Linked DNA regions of Mus musculus: region 1 is linked to region 2. The links are chromatin loops, found by intact Hi-C in ENCODE. Cell type or tissue: left cerebral cortex. All regions are shown on one strand.

Evidence for each region. Hi-C counts contacts between places; a loop is a spot of excess contacts. Peaks named below come from ENCODE experiments on the same cell type or tissue, not always from the same donor. Only the 100,000 strongest peaks of a DNase experiment are listed, where the experiment ranks them.
Region 1: a loop joins it to region 2, with 5 times the contacts of the local background. A loop is called at or near these places in 7 of 42 quality-filtered maps.

What each region holds. Positions count from the first base shown.
Region 1 is chr17:12,149,879-12,157,878 of GRCm38, reverse strand. Agpat4 (1-acylglycerol-3-phosphate O-acyltransferase 4 (lysophosphatidic acid acyltransferase, delta)) reads right to left here. Exons shown (of 9, transcript NM_026644.2): 2 at 5,930-6,187. The coding sequence starts at 6,107. Among named protein-coding and RNA genes, the nearest start is that of Agpat4, 35 kb to the right of the region's middle. In left cerebral cortex, no CTCF peak of the experiment used is centred here; DNase peaks (open chromatin) are centred at 2,079, 2,428, 2,871 and 3,128; H3K27ac peaks cover 1,654 bases.
Region 2 is chr17:12,208,252-12,216,251 of GRCm38, reverse strand. Agpat4 (1-acylglycerol-3-phosphate O-acyltransferase 4 (lysophosphatidic acid acyltransferase, delta)) reads right to left here. Exons shown (of 9, transcript NM_026644.2): 4 at 5,880-6,041; 5 at 5,460-5,613; 6 at 2,695-2,797; 7 at 901-976. Among named protein-coding and RNA genes, the nearest start is that of Gm46605, 52 kb to the left of the region's middle. In left cerebral cortex, a CTCF peak has its summit at 5,328 (motif pointing right); DNase peaks (open chromatin) are centred at 3,706, 4,140, 5,347, 5,948 and 2 more places; H3K27ac peaks cover 1,713 bases.

The DNA of each region.
Region 1 (8,000 bases), 58 kb after region 2:
TTTGGAGGTTATAGAAATGGCTCAGTGGTTAAGAGCATGCATGCACCGCTCCTGCAGAGGACCTAGATTCAGTTTCTAGACTATAAAATCAGACAGCTCACAACCACCTGTAACCCTAGTTCCAGGAGACTCCAACCCCTCTGGCCTCCATGGGCACATGATCTCATGTGCACAAACTAACATTCACATACACACACGCGGGTGCACACACACACACACACACACACATATTAATTTTTTAATTAAACTATTTTAAATTAATTATTATTAAATAATTATGTAATAATTATTTAATTTAATTATTTAATTAAATTTAAAAAATACTTTGTTTGGCATCCTAGCACCAAGAGTTGTCTCCCTCCTTCCCCCATCTGTCTTTTCTCTTTGCCCATGGCAGGGATTCTGTGGGGTGGTATAAGGCTAACTGCCAGGTGAAACCAGAAGCAGCAGAGCTCACAGACTCTACTGGGCAGACTCAGATGTCCTGGACGCATGTACAGGGACAGTGAACTTGGCAGCCAGGCCCCAAGTGCAGGGTCAGGGCTGAGGCTGGAAACATTTTCATTTTGTTTTATTTCTCCAGTCTTTGCTAAAATAGGAGCTTCATTCCAGCCTTCCACGCCACCTTTTTTTCCTCCTGACATTAATAGACTACTAAGTTTTCTGGTTCTGTTGCTGTAGTTTGAAGTCTATAGTGTCAGGGGGAAAAAAAAAACAGCAAAATGTCAGAGTGACCTGTGTCAGCCTTTTTTCCCTAGAGATTAAAAAGCACAGATGCCCTAGACACTGCTATGCACAGAGCAACCCAACCTCTACCCACTTTACAATATCTTCATTTTTTGACCTTAAAGGAGCTTGCTCGGTTGGCTCCTTCTTCTGCCAGCGCACAGGGTGGGTCTGACATAGCTTCTTTTTCTATACATAGTGAGGAAAACAAAATCAAGGAAAAGAAAGGCAAGCCCCACCCTGAAGTCAATTATTCACCAATCTTCCCTGTGTCCTGCTGTGGAGTACAGCATCCATTCTGTGCTTTGTTACTGAAGTCATTGTGGTCTTTGGTATGGGAGCGTCCTCAGAGTTGCATGCTGCCCTGCACTCCCTGGTGACAATGAGCTCAAATTCTTAACAGGAAAATATTTAACAGGAAAACAGAGGATGACCAAACTTTGTTAGTGAAATGTAACCAGGGTGCAACCCCAGGAAACAATGTATCCTGCATTCTCTTACAGAATCAGCTGCAAATGATAGATGCAGCAGGTTTTCTGCTTGCCAGAAGAAACCATTGAACCCCATGAACAGAGGTTTGAACCTTAATTCGGAGAGAATACCGCAAGGCAGGCCAAACCAACATGGTACAACTCTCTGCTCATCAAGCTGCTGCCCGGCCCATGACCCATAGGCTGTAGAACCACAGGCCCAGGAGAGTGTTGCACACGGTCTGGTCTTGTCTGGCCGGGCAAACAACAGTCTTTCAATCAGAGACAGCTAGGAAAACAAGATGTATTTCAAACTGCCTCTGCTCCCTAATGCCTGCTGGGATGATGCTCCAAACATGGGATGCTGTGGAGATAGGGCTGTGGGGGGACACAATTCCTAGTCAGATGCATCAGATGGAATGCAAGCCCAGCATGGATCATACACCCTGTCTACCACATTCTCTCTCTCTCTCTCTCTCTCTCTCTCTCTCTCTCTCTCTCTCTCTCTGGGAACCATGCTGGCTCCTCATCAGAGCTCACTCCTTCTCCATTCACACTGTTGCAGCAATGACTCTGCACTGCTTGACCCAAAGGGCAAATGGGGACAGAGCACGTGGGACATGCCAAGACCTCAAGCCTTCTGTAAAGACTGCTTACCATCAACTTCACGCACGCCGGAAATGCCACTTGTCTCAAACAGTTCATTATGGATTTTCATTTGGGATTTGTTCTGAGTATTTCAATTGATTTATAATGATATTAAAATTCATCTTTCCTTTTACATTGTTACTCATTATAATTTCCATCAGAAACAAGTAGGTGAACACCCCCGCTCCCCAAATATCTCCACAGGAGATGCAGCTCTTAAACACCAAGTCTGAGCCTCTTTTCTGACTTACTTCTAAATGAGAACCTGGCTTTTAGCTGTCTGTTTGCAATCTGGATAGGGTTTATGACAGGGCAAACAGACATGATCTCCGATTTTCAAAGTGGCAGATTTTGGAACAGCCTGAAGAGTATGCAAGTCCTCTAAATGGTATTAAAATAAAAGAAAAAGAAAAAGAAAAGAAGAGAAAAAGAAAAAGAAAAAAAGACAACCAGCATTGCTTTGTTAAACCTAATTTTATATAGCTAACTCTCCCTCCTGCTGTAGTGTGGGAAAGTATTTAAAAACAAAGTAACATCCCCCTGAGCCAGCTGTCTTCTCTCCCTTGGTTACACCAAGCCTTCCCTCTTCCCACAGCTGTGATTCCGCCTTCTGCTTTCTGTGCCCGCCCCGACAAATATTCCTTTTCCTGTACCTCTGCGGATGCCCAAATACTAGAGCCACACTAGAATAAAGTATGTGACATAGGAAGGCACATTCTGTGGCTCTGGGCTTAATGGGCGCTTGAAGACAGTAAGCCGTAGACAATGGATTAAAGGCATCCAGTTGTATGATTTTGTGAACATTCTTCGAATATAGAAAAAGCCTCTGATACAAAACATCAAACATTAGGAATAGTATCAGACCCACTGCGAATTCTGAGTCGGGGAAGGGAACTGTGAATGAGATTGTTGCTGCAACCTTTTTCCCTCATAAGAATTTTTGAATTTACAAAATACGGCACATAAAGGATGATGGGATTGCATAACGGTTGACAAGAAGAGCTGGAAATGTTTCTCTCTACAACAAATGGAAGGAAACAAGGAACAAACTGCTGTTTCAGGCAGAACACCAGAGTCCTGTGGAGATACATCTTACAAAGGGGCCAAGTCTCATAACTTAACCTTTCTTTCATATATCCAAGAGATTATCCCTAAAGTAAGAGGGACTTTGCTCAGTAAGCAAAGAGCCTCAAGACATAGCCAGAAGACTGTCTGCTGGAAGTTCATGTAGCTTTTGTCAGTCATGCCCCTGCACAGTAACTGTTGAGTATCCGCACTGCTGCATGGCTCTACAAGACAGCCAGCCATCTACCATGCCTACCCAGATTCAGGCTGCAAAATGCCCAGCAGGGGTCTTGTGAAAAAACCAGGCAGCTGTCTTCCACATGTCTTCATCTTGGCCCTTAAACCCGCCAGGTGGCCCTGCTATACTCCCACTCCCCTGGAAGCAGCCTGCTGCCCTTCCAGAGTGGCTCAGTCTACAGGACCACCTGGGAAGCAGACAAGTGGTTGTGTCTACCCACACCTTCCCCACAGGAAGCAACTGTGATGCCTCCTGAGTAGCTCAGCCCACGGAGACACCTTGGAAGCAGGCCTACAGCCCCAGTGTTGAACCCTGTGAACAGCTGGTCAGCCTGCCTGGTGTTGGATCTACTATCATGTATTCTGGGAGGGAGGCAAAGCTGTGGTATGCACAATCCCATTGCTTGGAAGTTCTCTATCCTTCCTTGAGCCTCTTGTCACCTAGACACCAGGGAGCAGATAGGAAGCCCTCCCCAAGAAGACTGACTGACAGTCCCCTTTCCCCATACCCCTTCCCCCACTGAAATGTTCTGCAAAGACACCTCTGTAGCTCAGACAGAGACAGGGAACCACCCTGATCATCAGTATGGTCCTCACACACTACTCAACCTGTACACAACCCTCAACTCTAACAGCTACACACCACCTCATGTGTTTACTGACCCCAAAGCCAAGCATCACTACAGCCAGGGCAGGCAGAGAACCTGTTCCACTTAAATGCTGCATCCCAGAGAAATCCCACAAACCGCTGTAGTCTAGGCTCTGTGTCACTCACCCATACTGCCAACATGTATTACAGCTCATGAAGCTACACAAGCAACTACTGTGCCAACCTCAGAGCAAGGCCAACATAGCCGACTTGAGCTACATCCAGACACATAGTTACAAGAGTCTTTTTACCTTGAAAGCCATCCTACATTAAAGAAGCTTCTATATAGGGTGTGTAGCTAGGATCTGAAATGTTACCAGCCCAAAGGAGGAAACCAAGTACAAAACAATGCAGGTGCCTGCTAGCCTGCTTTGTATACATGTATCAGGATACTGGATATACCTTACAAATATATATGATCAATGTGTCAATTAAAAATACATAGGACTGGATAAATGGCTCAGCTGTCAAGAAACATACTTTAGCTCTTGCAGAGGACTGGAGTTCAGTACCCAGCACCCGTGTCAGAAGGTTCACAGCCACCTGTAACTCTACTTCAGGGGAATCCGATGGCCTCTTCTGTCCTCTATGGGCATCTATACTCATATGCACGCTCATGAGTGCACACACGTATGCATGTGCGCATACACACACTGAAAAATAATAAAAATAAAGTTTACAAGTTAAGAATATAACGCTGGGCATGATGACCCGTGGCCGGAATCCCAACATTCAAAAGGCAGAGAAGGAGGATTACCAAGTTCAAAACTGGTTTGGACTACATAGTGGTCTTGAAAACCAAACCAAACCTGTAGAGTCCTTGCTGTTTTAAGAAGCACTTTTAAATTCAATTTCAATGTTCTTTGTTTCAGAAAGATAATATATTTGTCTCTTCGTCATAATCTAAGGCCACAGAGACACTTCCATTGCTTAGTTTGAACGAAAAACACTCTATTTTGAATACATTTTCGGCCACACGTGGAGCTAATAATGGAGCAGTATCTTCCAGCTTAGGGAATAATTATAAGTTTCATCTTTATCGAGAGCAAAACTCACCACTAGATGTTGCAACAATGCACTGATGCCCTGCTTTCAACTGTAGAAGCTCTGGCCAAATGAGTTACGTTTTAGACAGCTTAGCAGCTAAGCAGGTTTGTTAGATCATGTGAGCATCAGTTTCCTGGCTAGAATACTATACTCCAATGATCTAATCTCGGCTGCCAACTTGAATAAATCTGGAATTAACTAAAAACCTAAGCAGCTGGGCACACCTGAGGAATAGTTGTCATTATTTGTGCATGTATGTGTGTGTGTGTGTGTGTGTGTGTGTGTGTGTGTGTGTGTGTGTGTGTATGCATGTATAGATGTATATGTACATTTATTCACTCTATCAGTTCTGTTCCTCTAGGGACCCTGACAAACACAGCTACCATTTAGGTAATGAGCACTAGCACAGGATGCTGGGGCAGAGAGCCGAGTCTATCCCTTTTCCCTTACACCACCCTGTAGGGAATTTAGGGTTCACTGCTTTGTCTCTTAGAACTGCATATATGTCCATGACAATCACAAAGCAAGACAAGGGGAAAAACACAAGGAGGAGAGCAATATAGTATGATGCCATTTAGTTTTCAAAGATACATATATACTTGACTCCCAGCACCGCAAACCAAACCAAACCAAAATTGCATGTGAATTGTATGTATCTACCTACAGACAGAGCGGCAACATGCTGTACTGCATGTGAATTGTATGTATCTATCCACAGACCCAGAGAGAGCACACTGTGCTCGGGTATACACCAGCCATAGAGTCAGGATAACTAAGCAAGAATGGACCACTCACTTCTGAGAAGGAAATCGGGAGAAGCAGCTATATAGAAGGCATATTTACTGTCGCCAGTCCATCCTTCATGGCTGCTCAGCTTTGTGCTATTGGCACCTCTCACTGGAAGGATTTTTTTTTTTTTTTTTTTTTTTGTAGAGTAGGGACAAAAATGGGCATTTCAAATCTAAAGCAGAAAAGAGTGAGAGACAGCAGCCTGGCCCAGCGTGCCTGCCTAGCAAGTGCCTGTGAGGAGCCAGGGGCTGAGCTTCCCATCTGGGTTATAAGCAAACGTGAAGGGCATGGATCTTACGGCTGGAGACGCAGTAGCAGAGTCTGGCATTGATCTTGCGGAACAGCTGCTTGTTGATGGGCCAGATGACCAGCGTGCACAGCTGGATGGCGTTGACAATGAGCCCCGAGGCGATGAACACGTAGCAGAAGACCAGGTGACATAGAAACTGGGACTTCAGCAGCCCGATGAGGTCCATGGTGTGGGGATTCTCAAGAGATAAATCCGTATGGTGGGATAGTTCCAGAAGGGGGAAAGATCCGGGGCTCAGGAAAGTGTCTGAAACACACAAATGGTATACATTAGCAAAGGTGTGCTATGTGTTATACGAGAGAGAACGTACCTACGAGAAGAATATACCCTGGAAGTTAAAGGGTGACTAAGCTTTATTTATAGGCATCAACTCAGTAGGTCTTCCTGCTGAGCGCAGTCTAGGCCCTATTAGGACAATTTTCCCTTAACCCTTCCGGCAGCCTCTGGGATCTTACCTTTATAACAGGTAAGGGACCAGGCCAGGGAAAGTGAAGCACCTGGACCAAGGTCTTCCAAGTGGCCGTTCAACCGTAGCCAACGTGGCATAAATGACCAGACTCACAAAGTGGCCACAGGTATGTGTGTGTGTGTGTGTGTATACATATATATGTATATAAACATATGTGTATTTATACATATATATGCATATATACACACGTGTATACATATATATTGTGGTTTGAATATGCTTGGACTATGGGAAGTGGGACTTTGCATAGGAGGTGTGGCCTTGTTAGAGGAGGTGTGTCACTGTTAGAGGAAGTGTGTCACTGTAGGCGGGCTTTGAGGTCAAGCTCCACCCAGTAGAAAGAGAGCCTCCTCTTAGCTGTCTTAGGAAGAAGGTCTCTTCCTGGCTGCCTTTGGATCAAGATGTAGACCTCTCAGCTCCTTCTCCAGTACCATATCTGCCTGGATGGTGTCATGCTTCCCACCATGATGATAATGTAGTAGACTTCTGAAATAATCTAGCCCCAATTAAATGTTGTCCTTTATAAAAGTTGCCTTGGTCCTGGTGTCTGTTCACAGCAATGAAACCCTAAGACATGTATTTATGTATATATGTGTATATGGGTATACACACACACACACACACACATATATATATATTACATATTTGTGGAAGGACTTAATGAAGGGATTCAATGCCTGGTCTGAGAGTTATCAATCAATGAGCCAGAGTACAAAGGCCAGAAAACTACTCTAAAACACCCGAGATATATGCACCCACCCCATAACAGCTTTTAAATCAGAAACTCTGCCTACACAGAGAGGCCAGACTCATGGTGCCACTAACCAGTGGCTCCAAATCTGAAACAAGGAATGAAATGACCTCACAGTTCAGCAGAGGGCCTTGGAAGAAAGGGTGGAGGCTGCTCGCTTCTCCTGGGAGCCAGGATGACTGAAGACCACCAAGAAAAGCCTCGAGCTAGAAGACAATCCTTCTCTTAGATGGCAGAGGTTAGAACTGCTATAATTTGTTATAATAACTGATCTGTATAAGTTCCCATCTATTAGTTGATCCTCGGCTCCCATGAATCCCACAATTTGAGGCTTTTGTTTTTAAATGGAATCTCATGTACCCCAGGCTGGTTTCAAGCTTGTTGTGTAGCCAAGAAAGATGACCCCAAACTGTTATGTGCCATGACAGACTTATGCAGTTCTTGGGCTCGAACCCAGGACTTGAGCCATGCTAGGCAAGTACTCTACCCACTGAGCTATTCTTCAGAGCAAGGAATGGGGTGGTTCCCAGGCTGGGTGACTTATATAAGATCATGACAATCTATAGTCGATTTTCCATTCACTCTCTTTTCTCTGCACCTGTTGAGGTTGCACCTAGGCTTGAGAGATGGGGAGGCGCGGACCTCTTTTCTGCAAAGCAGCTTACAAGTTTCCCAGGGGGCAAAAGAAGTTCAAAGTCACAAAGAGCACTCAGGGTGAAGAGATGGAAGTTGGGACTCGACCCTGAGATACCTGGGCTGGCTTTAAGATAGTTTTGACAGCCAGGCAGTGGTGGTACATGCCTTTAATTAATTCTCAGCACTCAGGAGGCTGAGGCAGG
Region 2 (8,000 bases):
ATGAGGTCAAGTTGGGGCAATGATAATTAGGTTCTCCTTGCACCCTGCTTACATCTTGGGAAGGGAGGAGGCTGTGTAAAACCAAGCCAAGCAGGCAGAGCTGGGGAGCTGGACCAGGAAGGTAAGGGGGCCTTGCAGGACCAAATTGAAGTGATGGAGTTTACGCAGGAACAGTCAAGACCACATCTGTTACTGACGTGAGCCCTCCAATGGGGAAACACGCCTGGGTGATAGGCATGGGGAAGACCCCAGGGCTATGGGACCACTGATGTACAGTGTACCAGTAAACTGTCCTATTCTGTCTGTGCTTGATGAAGGGGATTCTGGGAACAAGGAGGCTCTCTCTCTCTCTCCCTTGTCTCATTGAGCTTGCTTATGTCAACTGTCCTCCATAACTGTGCTGGATGGCTGGCCCCGGAATGCAACAGGGAGGAAGGAAAATAGCAAGCAGCTCAGAGAAATAGAAATGTGGACACCCTTGAGACATCTGCACGGTAGGTGGACAGAAAGAGGAAGGCAGAAGTTCATCCGTGAGCAGGGAGCTCCGTTGAGAACTCCAGCATGGCTGTCATTCAGGTGATTCCTCCATTGAGGATGCTCACTGTGGGTCTTTCCCCTCCTTTTGATTACTGCGTGGCAATAAGCTCACTCACTTGAAACCCATCGGGCCAGCCGTTGTTGTTTGTTCTTTGGATCATACAGAACAGCCATTACTAATCTGTTGGTCCACTACATGCACGTACGTGATGGTTTTACTTTCTGTGAGGCCACCTAACAATGTACTTCCTCTATGTTCTTCCAGTGCTTGACATGTTGATCCTTTGGGACACCAATAACTGGCTCCCAGTGCCCACCCATGAGAACGGCATCTCAAACCCTAAACCCCGCAGGTGCACTCACCTTCTCCTGGTAGAGCTTGTGTAACCAGGCAGAGCACTTGTCCTCATCCTCCGGAATGTCCTCCATGGGGATCCTCCTGCAAAAGCAGAGAGCAGGTAGCTGAGAGTAGCAACCACACGGAGCCCCCAGGCCAGTGTCTGAGTGACAGTTTTGGCTGCAGACTAAACCCTGTGGAGGAGGCAAGGGGGGCAGTCCATGGGCCAGTAGAAGGGTCAAGTCAATGACAGAGAGATACTGTCAGGAGTGAGGGTCTGCCTTTCTCCGCCTTCCACCTCCCCAAACCCAACACTGCTTCCACCCGAGAGGACAGTGCTGCTCCGTGTTCTTTGTGATAGGTGCAGAATCCATGCATACAGGACAACACACTAGTACTTTCTTCGACCAAGGAGCAACAGTAATGGCGGACCATCTCACACGCAGCTCCTTTGCCCTCCACTGGGGCACGGCCACATTGAGGCAGGTGCTGGAAGGTCAGGCATGTGAGAAGGGCATCTGGACAGAATAGAGACCTCTGAGTTACTCTGCCCAGGAAATGAGCTTCACTTGACTAGCTGGGCCTTAGGGAGTTTTACTCTTTTTAAGCCTGTGCTGGTCGGTAGTGCCCTAGATGTGTTAATTCTTTATATGGCACTGTAGTATTTACTTAGAATGTCCCAGTCGTATTAAGTGGGCTACTACACACAAAAAGGTGTGATGGGCAGCATAAGGACCCTTCCCTGGTGGCCATGAACACTTGCTGGCTTTGTAGGTGAACTTGAAAGGATCATAGTTGGCTATGTACTCTACACCAGTTCCCACATATACTCCAGAAAACTACAGTTACTAACCCTGCCCCCCCCCCCCCGCCAACCCTTGTGGATGTCAAACGATCTTGTACCCTACAAGAATCCAGCTGAGTGGAGCTCTTGTCAAGTGTTAAAGAAACTCCAGAGAGAAAGGACCCACTCTGTCTCTGGTAGTAGGGGCAGGGGGTGGAAGTCGGCTTGAGGAGTTTCTTGGGCGGCAGTGGTTGATGGTGCTTCGTCCTCATTTTGTGGAAAAGCTGGAAGCAGTTCCAGGGAGTTAACCCAGGCTGGCAGTCCACAAATGCGTTTGTATATTTAGACATTTTGAGTGACTCGACAGAGTTGTGATTTCATCACGGTGTACTGGGATTTGGCATCTGAAGGTCTCTTTACCCAGAAAGCTCTGTACCATCTGTCTGCTTGTATGAGGATGTTTCAGGGTCTCCTGGATGGCCTTCGAGATGACTACGGCATAGGGAACCAGAGCCACCTGACCCAACGCAGACTGGATTTTAATGCATAAGGTTGTTGAGCAAATGGCCCCGTGACTTCCTGCCTGCTACATCTTCCCATTGTCATTCCACTAGTCTTGGTGACATTCTGGAGATCAAGGGGCGCATTGGGTAAGCCATTAAGCAGGCAATAATAATAATAACAGAAAAGAAAGAAAAAAATTGGCTTGTCTTTGCAAAGAGCAGATCCATCTTTGTAGGAAATGTGTCCACAAAGAATGACTGATAGTGAGTACTGGCCTCCTGTCTGTCCGCCCAGAGCTCTGAGAGGGGAGCGAGACAAACTGAGCCAAGCCAGTTAACAGATTTGAAAGAGCTGGAAGGGACGGCATCCTCTCCAGGGTGTGCAGTAGGTGTGCTATGCCTCCTGAGTTCATAATATAAATAACTGGGGAGAAGTTCAGTGGCAAGCAGACGTTGCTGGAGGCGGACTCCTTGTCATTTAGCACTTAGAAACAAGCCCTCCCATTTCTAGGAAGGAAGCAGGGCCAGCTTACCGAACGTAGCAGTCAGCGTGATATTTCTTTCCATTTAAGACTCCCAGCAGTGTTGGGTTTTCATTGTTTCTGAAATTGAGTGTACAGTCATATACAGCTGGGACTATAAGACAAGACAAACAAGGTAGTATATAGCAGGTGAGGCCAGTTCTGCTTGGTAGTCACACACACACACTGGAAGACATACACACGCCGTAACCTGTCTACCAATGACACGCATGATAGAGACCTCTTCCTTGGGTTTTTCTAGATTGTTCACCCACTCTACATTGAACATGTATCATCTTTTGTAATCAGAAAGCCAACTGTAAGCGAGTCATAGAAACAGAGTAATTCCTGTGGTCATGTGGGCTTTAAAGCAGTCATGACTGTCAATTCTATACTGATAAGGATGCTAATAAGCAACTTTCTAGTAGGCAGAGCCTACTGTAGTCACAAATACCGATATTTGAACAAATATGGGTAGGAGATGACCTAGGTTCATCTAAGGATGTGTCTGTTATAGAACGATAGCCATGATTTATAAAGTTATCAAATACCATTTTCCTTTTTTTATAAAAGACTTACTTTGTAACAATGTGGGTGCATGTCTATGTGGGCATATGTACACATGAGACCTGAAGAGAGCATCGCATCCCCGTTGCTGGATTTACAGGCAGTTGTGAGCCACCAGGTAATAACAGTGAGAACTGAATTCCAGTCCTCTGCAAGTGCAGTCAGCACTCGTATCAGCTAAGCCATCTCTGCAGGCCCAGTGTAACCCTTTCTGTGAGCATTTTTGTGCCCTCCCAAAATGAAGCAGCCACAAAGTCAGAGTGTTACATCTAAATCCTGGAGGGAAAAGGTAGTGGCCAAGTTAATAGTCCTATTCAGTGGTAACTCCTTGGGAAACCTATCACCCACGCTCTCCGCGCGGATGTATATATGGTGTAACCCTGATGCTGATTGATTCAGAGTGAGTAAGCTGTGAGACCTCACCTCCTATGCTAATGTGTGGGGTAGTCCTGCTACTGATTGGTTCAGAGTGAGTAAGCTGTGGAACTTCGCCCACTATGCTAATAAGCCTTTTTGAATCAGGAAGGAGGAATGGCTTTTGATGAATAAGGAGCTGGAGGCTGGAGCTGGGGGAGGAACAGAGCAAGGAGGCTAACAGTGACTCTGGATGGATAACTCAGGAGACTGCGCCCAGCAGAAAGGGTAACAGGCTTCTAATATAGATGTCTCTATTTCTTTACTATGAAAGCCCAAATGAGAGCCCTAAAAGCCCCTGTAACAGTAACTTATCCTATAAGCGCATTCCAAGTTATCTCGTCGCTATATTCCACATTCCATCCAACCTTGCTGCGGGAGCCCTGGGACCCAGGTCAGGCTCCAGAAATGCTTATTGGATCAAAGAACGGATGACTTAATGACAGAAGCAAGTGGGTAGAATGTGTAAAAACATGGTGGAAACAGATGGCAGCAGAGAAAGGCAGGAATCAGTGCGGCTGGGTGTGGCGCCCACAGCCGCCTTTTCCCAGCAGTGGGAAGTTTGCTTAGCTGCATCACGCAATCTTCCAAACTTAGGTGTTCTGGAGAGTGAGCTTACAAAGCCATCATCACACAGGGCTGAGGTGACAGATGCCAGTTACACATGCAGGCGGAGCCCACTGTACTAACGATGATGTATATGATCCTGACCCGGGCCTGACAGCTTTAGACGTCTGCAGTTAATGTTAGTAAAAGTAGCAGGGGAATCACTGAAATTGTAAACCATCCCTGGATCACTTGGAAATATGAAGAACACGAATTCAATGTTATAAAATCACCATCCGTTTCTTTCCCCTGATGCCTAACCCCGCTACAGGTCTGTAGGTCCACTATCTTTCTCAATGGGAAAGGGTCCCCATGCTGCCTTATAGGAGTATCTAGAGGCACTGTCCTTAAAGGCCCAACCACTCTCCTGTCATTGGTGGGCTCTGATGCCTAAAGTGGGCACTAGCCCAGAAGATATTTAACCTGTTGATGTCCTTGGTGCCCTGGTTAAATCCTTGCCATGGGGGCTAAGGAAGACCCCCGCACAAGAGATAACGACAAGGCTATAGAAGCTAGTAGCAGGGAGCCAGAAGCCACATCTGACCTGCCTCTGGCAACAGAGTAGGGCCAGCTTGGCCCACCTCTTCCTCTGGGATAAAGCATTTTCCTGGCATGCCCAACACATGAAGCTCTAGGAAGGCCTGCCCAAGCTCTGTGGTGCCTTCACACTTGAAGCAGTGTCAAGTCCTATCCAGCCCAGGTAAAAAGTCAAGCCTCTTTTGGAGCCGAAGGCCCAGGGAGTAAGAGATGTGAGAGGAAGGGCTTACCTATGAAAACAAGAAACATGTTTTAAACTGAAGAGAAAGGTTAATAAGGAAATGTAAGAAGTCATGTTAGAATGCCAGTGGCAACTGACCACTGCTGCCTTCTGCTTTTTATCTACACTGGCTTAAGACTCCAGACTCATGGGTCAGCTGCCCTAGAGTACAGGTCAGATCATCTACAGGTGGTTGTCAGCAATAGACAAGCAAGAGATGGCCTCAAAGACTGCAGCTCCATGGCCAGGCCATCTCAGGGGTCCTCCAGGGAGCCTGCACCTTCTGCACTCACAGTGCAGTACCGCCGTTGACCAGCAGAGGGAAGTATTCACTGGGATGCAGAAACGTGAGGTGCCCAACCAGACTGGAACCTGCCTCTTGTCCCAGGTCCCACCTAGCCTCAAAGATCCCCTGTTTAGCCAGCATCCTTACCAACATCTCGCAAGCACTTCACAGTAATAGCAAAGCCTTTGGTGCGCGGCAGCAGGTGGTGTTTGAGGCTGGGCAGCCCCTTGGCTTGGGCCACCTGCATGCTGATTTGGTGTTTCTTCTCTGTGAACCGTGTGCCCTCACAGTGGATCAGGAACTGAAAAGCAAAAGATAATGAATGGTCACACAGGAGGATCCCACGCTCACACAACCCCAAGCTCAACCAGAGGCCACAGTGCCAAAGAAGTTCATAGTCACACTTGACGCCAGGTCAGCCCCAAAGTGCCCTCAGGTCACATGTCATTCCAGGTCATACTCAATTCAGTGGTCACCCGCAGAAGAGTCCTAAAGTGACTCCTATGTGTGGTAGCCACACATAATTCCACAGGAGCCAGACAGCACACGGCTCTTTTGCCTACGTACCAGATACTTCTCTGGGTAGTCCCGGAGGTGCAGCAGGCTCTTGGCAACCGTCTGCCGATCTTGCTCCCACTTGCGTGTGCAAAAGATCATTTCCACGAAGTACCACATCCAGCCAATGATTGGGACATAAGCCAGTTCTTTCTTGGCCAGGACTTTGGAGTTCTGAAATAGAAGAACCACCTCAGGGTATCTGTGAAGGAGACATGGCTCTTGGAGCTCTTATGGGGAAGGAATAGCCAGCCATACCAAAGGCTACAAAGCCAAAGCCTTTGGGCTTGGAGTCCTTCCTCTTTCCCACTGCATTGACTCATCCCTGGGTGGGCTGCTCCATGGACAGGGGTCTGCAGATGTGCACAGATGCTTGAGGATACTCTCTCATGGACCACAGCCCTCCTAGATGATTGACATCTGTGTGTTCACCAAGCCCAACCTGAAGTTCTGTCTGGCAAGTCTATAGAATACCATCCCACAGATCAACCCATCAGCAAAGCCACTGAGTTCGTACAGGCAAGGCCAGCAAGATTCATGACGTGACAGACTAGCGAGCAGAGGCCAGCAGAGTTTGAGGAGCCCCATAGCTGGCATGGGGAGCAGGGGAAGCTGGGAAATCAACTTGGCTCAAATGGATGCTCTTATTCATCTCTGCGGCTGGAAATAGCCAAACTCCTCAGGCCAGGGTAGCTGTGGTTAGTCTCCAACAGTTGCTCCATGACCACACTGTGTGGGCACCAGGGGTGGGGTGGGGAACTTGGGAATCTAATGAGTCAGGGAGATGCAAAATGACTTTCACTTTGCTGGACTTGTCTGTCTGTCTGTCTGTGTCTGTCTCTCTCTCTCTTTCTCTGTGTGTGAGAGAGAGAGAAAGAGAGAGAGAGAGAGAGAGCACATTCATGTGCATGAATGCAGAATGCAGACACATGGAGGCCAGGGGACAACTCCAGGTATCAGTCCCTGCCTTCTACATTGTTTGAGGCAGAGCATCTTGTTGTTTGTCGGTTGTACGTGCCAGGTTAGACGGCCCACGAGTGTCTGGGGACTCTCCAGTCTCCACTGCTCACCTCCCCGTAGGAGCAGTAGAATTCCAGACACTCGCACTACGTGTCCTGAGCTGCACGGAAGTTATGGGGATACACACTCAGGTCCCATACTTGCCTGGCAAGCCCTTTACCCACTCGGCACCCTGACCACCGCCACCATTCGTATTTTTACTCTCCACTATGGAATCGACTGAGACGCTCCCTGACTGAGATGGATGCTCACCCACCCACACCGGCAGTGTGGACCGTTGTAGGCAGCTGAGCACTTTTTTGACAGCTGTCTATTAAGGTCCTAAGCCTTCGCTGCCTGAAGGGAAGAGCAGGCATTTCACATCACCCACTCCCTTCTCTCCCCTTTTCCTATCTTCCACTCAGTGTCTTCATGGCTAAGACTCGTAGCATTTCTATCATGCTTGGGGCCCTGAGGTAAACTTCTGAGGAGGCCTCACCTACATCTACACCCAGCTTTTTCTTCTCAGCATGGAGTAACTTTAAAGTCTCAGATGAGGGAGTAAACTGCCTGATTAGAGATGATCTTACTCTTGTGCCTGTCACCCTGATAACCAAACCATCTTTGGGGTCATAGTCCACCCTAGTAGCTCACTGCCCTGTGTCCACACTAGACGTCAGACTCCAGGGAACAGGAAGGGACATTCCTGCCTGACCTCACTTTAATCTCTGATGAGAGCAAATGGATCCAAACACAAAACTTCCACGGGCAAATTAAGCTCTTCTTTCTGGAAGTTAAAACTTATTTTTAAGATTCTATACTGGATCTTGCAAAAATTACATATGGAGTGCTCAGGAATTACAGAATGACCCACACTACCACCCACAGAGGTGCTGTTGGGTCTACCAGGGCAGCTACTGGGCTGGGTGGGTGGTCAGTCTCACCCAGCCAATCAATCATAGCTGCATTCTTGGGTGCACTTCCTGTTTGTGGTTCTCCTGTGAGACACAAGTGAGTGTTAGCACTTGGCCTTTGGTAGCTGGTGGAGAAGGCTGCCCTAGTGGGTTGTGAGAATCTAGGGCTTCAACTAGAGGTGACTCAAGAGTCTGTATTCCCGGGGGTTGGGGATTTAGC